Linked DNA regions of Homo sapiens: regions 1 and 3 are each linked to region 2. Evidence: chromatin loops called from intact Hi-C (ENCODE). Cell type or tissue: heart left ventricle. All regions are shown on one strand.

The links. A loop is a pair of places that touch in the nucleus more often than their neighbours do. Peaks named below come from ENCODE experiments on the same cell type or tissue, not always from the same donor. Only the 100,000 strongest peaks of a DNase experiment are listed, where the experiment ranks them.
Region 1: a loop joins it to region 2, with 3 times the contacts of the local background. A loop is called at or near these places in 20 of 110 quality-filtered maps.
Region 3: it touches region 2 in a loop (2.6-fold over the local background); 21 of 110 quality-filtered maps call a loop at or near these places.

The regions. Positions count from the first base shown.
Region 1 is chr7:101,273,451-101,275,950 of GRCh38, reverse strand. No RefSeq gene overlaps it. Among named protein-coding and RNA genes, the nearest start is that of LNCPRESS1, 25 kb to the left of the region's middle. In heart left ventricle, no CTCF peak of the experiment used is centred here; no DNase peak of the experiment used is centred here; H3K27me3 peaks cover 423 bases.
Region 2 is chr7:100,896,091-100,898,590 of GRCh38, reverse strand. It overlaps a transcript of ACHE not described here. Among named protein-coding and RNA genes, the nearest start is that of ACHE, 1.5 kb to the right of the region's middle. RefSeq lists a silencer at 1,350-1,429 and an enhancer at 2,266-2,500. In heart left ventricle, CTCF peaks have their summits at 1,090 and 1,300 (motif pointing left); DNase peaks (open chromatin) are centred at 1,310, 1,890 and 2,298; H3K4me3 peaks cover 1,344 bases; H3K27me3 peaks cover 2,258 bases.
Region 3 is chr7:101,289,447-101,291,946 of GRCh38, reverse strand. It overlaps the pseudogene AZGP1P2. Among named protein-coding and RNA genes, the nearest start is that of LNCPRESS1, 8.9 kb to the left of the region's middle. RefSeq lists enhancers at 1-455, 1,269-1,378, 1,513-2,063. In heart left ventricle, a CTCF peak has its summit at 1,334 (motif pointing right); a DNase peak (open chromatin) is centred at 1,346; H3K27me3 peaks cover 1,173 bases.

The DNA.
Region 1 (2,500 bases), 380 kb before region 2:
TCTGTAAGTCACGTGTCTTTATTTTCTAGGCAGATTTCTGCTATTGCAGCCTAAAGCATCCCTCACCCCTTCTCAGAAACCCGTGGCTCTTGCTATAACTCCCAGTGGAAAATCAACCTAAGTTTAGACATTAGAAATGGAATTATTGCTTATATGGAAGGAATAAGAATCAGGATTGGTCCTTGCCTACAGAGGAATCCCAGCTCTGAGTCCTAACCCCAAGGCCTAGGGGACACAGACAAGGAAAGAAAGAGATATCTGGGAAAGTTCCAGACATCTTCTTTTTTTTTTTTTTTTTTTTTTTTTTTTTTTTTGTCTCACTGTCGCCTAGGCTGGAGTGCAATGGCACAATCTTGGCTTACTGCAACCTCCGCCTCCCGGGTTCAAGTGATTCTCCTGCCTCAGTCTCCTGAGCAGCTGGAATTACAGGCATGCACCATCACACCCAGCTAATTTTTGTATTTTTAGTAGAGACGGAGTTTCACCATGTTGGTCAGGCTGGTCTTGAACTCCTAACCTCGTGATCCACCTGCCTCAGCCTCCCAAAATGCTGGGATTTCAGGCATCAGCCACCGTGCCCGGCCTCTTTCTGGCTTCTCTAAGCAGAGCGAGGAGCCAGAAATCTGCAAAACCTAACTCACCTCTATTAAGAACTCAATGGGAGAGTTACTGTAGGGAGAGGCAAGAATGTATTTTGGAAGACTTAGAATGCTGGTCCAAGGACAAGGAACGAGGCTGGTAGGAGAGAAGCAATCAGTTGATGAGGATTAGAGAAAGCTTTCTTCTGGTCCGACTTTCGCCAAACAACGCGTTGTGTGTGTGTGTGTGTGTGTGTGTGTGTGTGTGTGTGTGTGTTGCTTCAACACAAGACATATGCCTGATTCTTCCCTTATGAAATGAGAAGCTGAATGCAAGAGCTCTAGCCCGTCCTCTTTAAATCTCTGTTTTTGAAAATATAAAACAAAGATAAACTGGCATCCTCCTAATGTATCTTTGAAATACACATTACTGGCCAGGCGCGGTGGCTCACGCCTGTAATCCCAGCACTTTGGGAGGCCTACGTGGGCGGATCACGAGGTCAGGAGATCAAGACCATCCTGGCTAACACGGTGAAACGCTGTCTCTACTAAAAATACAAAAAATTAGCTGAGCGTGGTGGCGGGCGCCTGTAGTCCCAGCTACTGGGGAGGCTGAGGCAGGAGAATGGCGTGAACCCGGGAGGTGGAGCTTGCGGTGAGCCAAGATCGTGCTACTGCACTCCAGCCTGGGTGACAGAGCAAGACTCTGTCTCAAAAAAAAAAAAAGAAAGAAAGAAATACACATTACTTCATTTTTCTCAGACCTGGAGAAAAAGCACCCCCAGCCCCATTTTCCCATCTCCAAATAATCTTCAGCATTTGTAGAGATGTGGCCCCTGGAAGTTCATCAGATATATGGGGCCCACCCACGCGTGTGTTGCGATGATATTAGAATTTGCAACTGCCAGATTCTGGCACCAAACCCAGCACCTCTCAATACTGTCCTGCACCCCACATATTGTATGATTTTTTGTTTTTTTGTTTTTTTTTTTTGAGATGGAGTCTCGCTCTGTTGCCCAGGCTGGAGTGCAGAGGCATGATCTCGGCTCACCACAACCTCCGCCTCCTGGGTTCAAGAGATTTTCCTGCCTCAGCCTCCTGAGTAGCTGGGACTATAGGCATGTGCCACCATGCCCGGCTAATTTTTGTATTTTTAGTAGAGACAGGGTTTCACTATGTTGGCCAGGCTGGTCTCGAGCTCCTGACCTCGTGATCCACCCGCTTCAGCCTCCCAAAGTGCTGGAATTACAGGCATGAGCCACCACACCCGGCTTGTATGACGTTTTGAAGGGCAAAGCCAATGCACCATTGATGTTTGCCTGTTGCTTCATTCACTCAATAGAGATGTAAGGAATGAAAGCTTTGATTGGGGTGAAAGAAGTAAAAAAGTTTAAACCCCTACTTTAATGGGATTAATGCTTTAATGTGAATATTAATAAACCCTGAACTCCTCCAGCAAGTTTCTCTATATATCACTGAGGATTCTGTGAAATCCAATAAGGAAAAAAACTGGAAGACTTTTTCCCCTTCTTCGTCATCAAGGTTTTTCTCGGGGATGAATTGGCCTGATTAGTGCCTGAAAGTTCTCCCACGATCTGTCCAAGCTCATTCCTTTTTTTGTGTGAATTCTCCAATGATGAAAAAGCTAAGCTTGTCCCCAAGTGATTTTCCACACTAATTATACTCCCGAGGCTTCTCTCCAGTGTGGATGATCTCACATTCCGTATTCTCCACGCTTCCCCGAGTTTTCCGTCTTCATTACGTATGACCATTTTAAGTCCCAACTGAATTAGCTGATATTGTCTAAGTATGGAACTCTGATTGAAGGTTCTTCCTCATCCATTATACTCACAAGGCCTCTCTCTGCTACAAAATCCCAGATGTCTGATTAGCTCTGGGCACCATCTCAAAGCATTTTTACA
Region 2 (2,500 bases):
GTGGGGTTCCCTGCCAGGCATGGCAGCTCATGCCTGTAATCCCAACACTTTGGGAGGCTGAGGCAGGAGGATCACCTGAGGTCAGGAGTTCGAGACCAGCCTGGCCAACATGGTGAAACCCCACCTCTGCTAAATATACAAAAATTAGCCAGGTGTGGTGGCAGGCGCCTCTAGTCCCAGCTACTCAGGAGGCTGGGAAAGGAGAATCCTTGAGCCCAGGAGGCAGAGGTTGCAGCGAGCTGAGATGGCATCATCTCTACACTCTAGCCTGGGCGACAGAGCGAGACTCTGTCTAAAAAAAAAAAATGGCGCTTCCTTCCAAGGTGGGAGACAGAGATAAAAGAGGGGTAGGGAAATTCTCTGAATTGGCAGAACTGGTAGTAGAAGCAAGGCTCATTCCTGGATAAACAGAAATGGTGAGAGAAGAAATGGGAAAAATCAAGGACATCCCTGCAGTGACAGCTGTGGAGGGTGGGGAGTTTACTATGCTAGACTATGTAGGGAAACGCCTCCTGGCTTGACAGGTTAGGTGCCTGTGTTGACAACGGTTGCTGAGAGCTCAAGGTGAAAAGAGGGATAGTTCCAGGAAATGATAACCCTGGTGATAAACTATCCCTGCCCTCCCTATCTTCATTGTACAGGCCTAGAAACTCGTGACGACAGAGGTTAGGTGACACCTGCGTGGCACAGTTCGTCTGGAGGGTGACAGGGGCAAGCCTTCATCACTAGCAGGGCCAAAAATCCCTAAAGCCTCAGGACTGGGGCAGGCCTCAGAGCACTCGTTCACAGTTTGTTTCCATCATTTTATTTTTTTGCGGAGAAGGGAGTCTCGCTATGTTGCCCAGGCTAGTCTCCAACTCCTGGACTGAAGCGATCCTCCTGTCTCGGCCTCCCAGAGTGCTGGGATTACAGGCACCGCACTAGGGGCCACACGCGGCCCCATCATTTTAATAATTCATAATTACCACGCTTAGAAACCTGCCTCAGATTCATTCCCCCCGCAGCAACACCCACCATCCACCCTCCTGTCCCCTCCCCCATGCACAGCCCTTACATCTGCTCTTCAGGGATCTCAACTAGGGCACATGGTCTGGCCAGTGAGGAGCCTTCAACTAGTGCGGCCAGAACGCTGAAGGCCGGATACAAGGAGCCTCGGTGTCCAGGCAGGGGATTTGGGGTTGCCTGAGATTGGGGCGGGGAAAGCCGGAGACAGTGGGCACAGATGGCGAGGGGTTCACCTCCCCAACACCCCCAACCCAGCCCAGTCTCCGAGGCCCGAGTGGCTGCTTTTTGCGCCACCTGGCGGCCGTCTCCAGCGAGCGGAGCGCGGGTGACCGTGCCTGCGGGACCCGGTTCCCGTGGGGCGAGCGGGCGTGGGGCCCGCCCAGCTTGGAGAGCCGGGAACCGCGCGGCCCAGGGACTGGCAAGACTCCGGATTCAACCCCTGCGAGGCCCCGCAACCCGGTGCCCGCGGTCCCTGGCGGCGGCGCCCGCGTGCCCGAGGCGCTGCGGGGCGCTGCGGGGCGCGCGGCGGTTAGAGCGAGCGTGTGCGCACGCGCCCACCCCACGCCGCGCCCCGCACCGCCGCGCGCGCGCACGCACGCCCGACGCTGGCCTGCGCCGGCCGCTCTCCCACGCGGGGTCTCGGGGGCTCCTGAGCCGGCCGCCTCCAGGAAGCAGGCGCCGCGCGGTATTGCCGCATGCACCTCGGTCGTGGGGACCCCGCTGCAGCAGCCCTGTCCACACGGGTGAACTCCTGGAGGGCGGGGCGGGGGGCAATCTGCGCGGGTCAGGCCCCTCGGAGCAGGCTGGGGGCGCCCGAGCCAGGCCGCTCCCACCTGCCAGCCGCGTGGCCAATGAATGCTAGGCCTGGTGATGTCATGCCCCGACCGGACCCTGGTGACGAAAGTCCGAAGTCACCCGTCAGGGAACCAGCACAGACCCACCCGCGGGGGTTCCAGAAGTTTCCACTGCCGCCGCGGAGTGCGGCCTCGCCCAGCAGCCTTGCGCGTGCTACCACGCTGTCCTGCCTTCTCAGGTGTCCCAAGTCACCCCTTCCTCCCCCAGGGGTCTCCTGTCTCCATGCCCTCCCACCTCATTTCCACTAGCGATCCCATTTTACATCTCCATTCCCACAGGTGTCCTTTCATCCCCAGGAGTGTCCCACGTCACCTTTTCTGCACCCGTGCCACCTGGACCCCTAAGGGGACGGTACTCTGCCACACTCCCACATGCCTCTCCTCCCATGCCACCCGTCTGTGTCGTGGCCGGGGATGCATGACCCCTTGGCCTTGCGCTAACTTCACCAGCCTCGAGCGAGACCGACAGGGTGTCCAAGTGTGTCCGTCCGTCTGTGAAAGTCGTCCCTGCGTTTGTCTGTGCCTGTCACTGCATGAGGTCGTCCGTCTGCGCGTGTCTGTCTCCACGGGCTTCTGTCCGTCTGTCTGTCACGTGGGTGTCTACTCCGCCGCTGCAGGTCTTTGGGTCGCGTCTGTCACTG
Region 3 (2,500 bases), 390 kb before region 2:
ATATAGACCTCCCAGCCGGGTGCGGTGGCTCACGCCTGTAATCCCAGCACTTTGGGAGGCCAAGTCGGGCAGAGCCTTGAGGTCAGAAGTTGGAGACCAGCCTGGCCAACATGGCGAAACCCCATCCCTACTAAAAATACAAAAATTAGCCAGGCATGGTGGCAGGCACCTGTAATCCCAGCTACTCAGGAGGCTGAAGCAGGAGAATCGCTTGAACCCGGGAGGCAGAGGTTGCAGTGAGCTGAGATTGTGCCATTGCATTCCAGCCTGGGCAACAGAGCAAGACTCCCTCTAAAAAAAAAAAAAGACTGAGCCTCACTCTGTCACCCATGCTGCAATGCAGTGGCACCATCATAGCTGGGTTCCAGTGATCCTCCTGCCTCAGCCTTCTGTGTAACCGCAACTACAGGCACACGTCACCATGCCTGGCTAATTTTTTTTTTCTTTTGGGTAGGGGTGAGGTCTTGCTGCCATGCCCAGGCTGGTCTAGAATCCCTGGCCCCAAAAGATCCTCCCACGTCAGCTTCCCAAAGCGCTAGGATTACAGGTGTGAGCCACTGAGCCTGACCCAAGCTCTCCTTTTAAATTAAATAACCCAATAACCCATTTTGTGACTTTTTTTTTTTTTTTTTTGAGACGGAGTCTCGCTCTGTCACCAGGCTGGAGGGCAGTGGCGCGATCTCGGCTCACTGCCACCTCCGCTTCCCGGGTTCAAACGATTCTCCTGCCTCAGCTTCCGGAGTAGCTCAGATTATAAGCACACGCCACGAAACCCAGCTAATTTTTGTATTTTTAGTAGAGACGGGGTTTCACCATATTGGCTAGGCTAGTCTCGAACTCCTGACCTTGTGATCCGCCCACCTCAGCCTCCCAAAGTGCTGGGATTAGAGGCTTAAGCCACCGCGCCTGGCTTTGTGACTTTTTTTTAAGTCAGCACCTTCAATGGGTACTTCATTCCAATCTACCACAACAGATACCTCAGCCAACTGTTGAAGTTATCACTGCACACCAGGCCTGCCAGGATCCCCCAAGACCCCTGTGTTTTCACTGCGTTCAGCCCCAATCTGGCCCCGTAACCAATCTCAGCTTCCCAGCCCTCCATTTCCCTGAGTAACTACTGCCTGGAAACAATCCTTGTACCAATCTCCGCATCCGCCAGGAGCATTTGTTACTAGAAACGTCATGCAGTTCTGACGCAGTTCTGACCTTAAGCAGAAAATAAACGTATTTATTGGTTAGCTCTCAGAATCCACAGAAAGGATGGAGAACCCAGGCTCAGAATTCCAGAGGAGCGCAACAGTCAAAATCACACCAGCAACCGGCCTGGTAAACACACAGAAGCTGCCAGCAGGGGGCAGCAGAGGCCACAGCACGGGATCTACAACATCCCGGGGGACTGAAGCTCAAGACGCCCCCCGCAGCTACTGCAGCCCCACTGCCCCGGGAGCTGGCAGTTGCAACCCCTGCCAAGACCACCAGAAAACATTGTCCACTGTGCCCCCCTCTTTGTTTCCCTAACACTTGACCCGATATCCAAGGCAGTAGCTTCGGCTTGCTGAGCATAAACCCTGTGCACACCTGCTCCTTCTATTGCCAGGGAGGCTGCAAAAGGAGGATGCGGCTATTTCTGCTTCCATCATGGAAGGCTGGGATTCCACAGGCACCTAAAGGAAAGAGGGAGAGATGGGAATGGGAATGTCCTCCAGACAGCTCTGGCAGGATCGGGTGTGGGAGGAGAGTGAGGGTCCCACCCCAGCTGGGGTCTACCCAGGTCCACGTCCTGGACATGTTGAGGCTTTTTCCAGAAGGCAGAGATGAAGTGTGGTCTGACAACACCCAAGTGACCCCAGAGGGTGTCATAATAGACTGGAAGGGCGACACATCCCAGGCACCTGCCACCCATCACACACACCTCCCACACACTGGCATCCTTCCGCCCCAGGCACACACAAAGCCTCAGTCCAGAGATCAACTGTCTCAGCTCTGAATTTGCATATCCTGTGTATAGACTCACTGGTCACAATCTCTGCCCAGCCTGGCTTGTGCATACTTCTTTCTTACTGTCAGGGGAGGAGCCCGGCCTGGTACTCCCATTGGCCTGTAGATTCACCTCCCCTGGGCATGGCCCCAGGACCCAGGATAATACCTGTGCCTCCGGCCCAGAACCCTCCAAGCAGACACAATGGTAAGAATGGTGCCTGTCCTGCTGTCTCTGCTGCACCTTCTGGGTCCTGCTATCCCCCAGGAGACCCAAGATGGTGAGTAGGGAAAGCAAAGGATGGATGCTGGAGAGGACTGGAAGGAGGTGAGGAACAGGACATATGGCTGGGAGAAGGGCTGGATGCAGCTGGGATTCCCTGGTATACGGCAGGAACGGGTGCCCAAGGCTGTCAACTCCCTCAGCTCACACACTTCCAGGAGCATTCAGGGAGCCTCTGCCCTCACCCAAAATAAGACCTTCAGGAATCTGAATCTAAAACCCCTTAGTTTACGTGAAAAC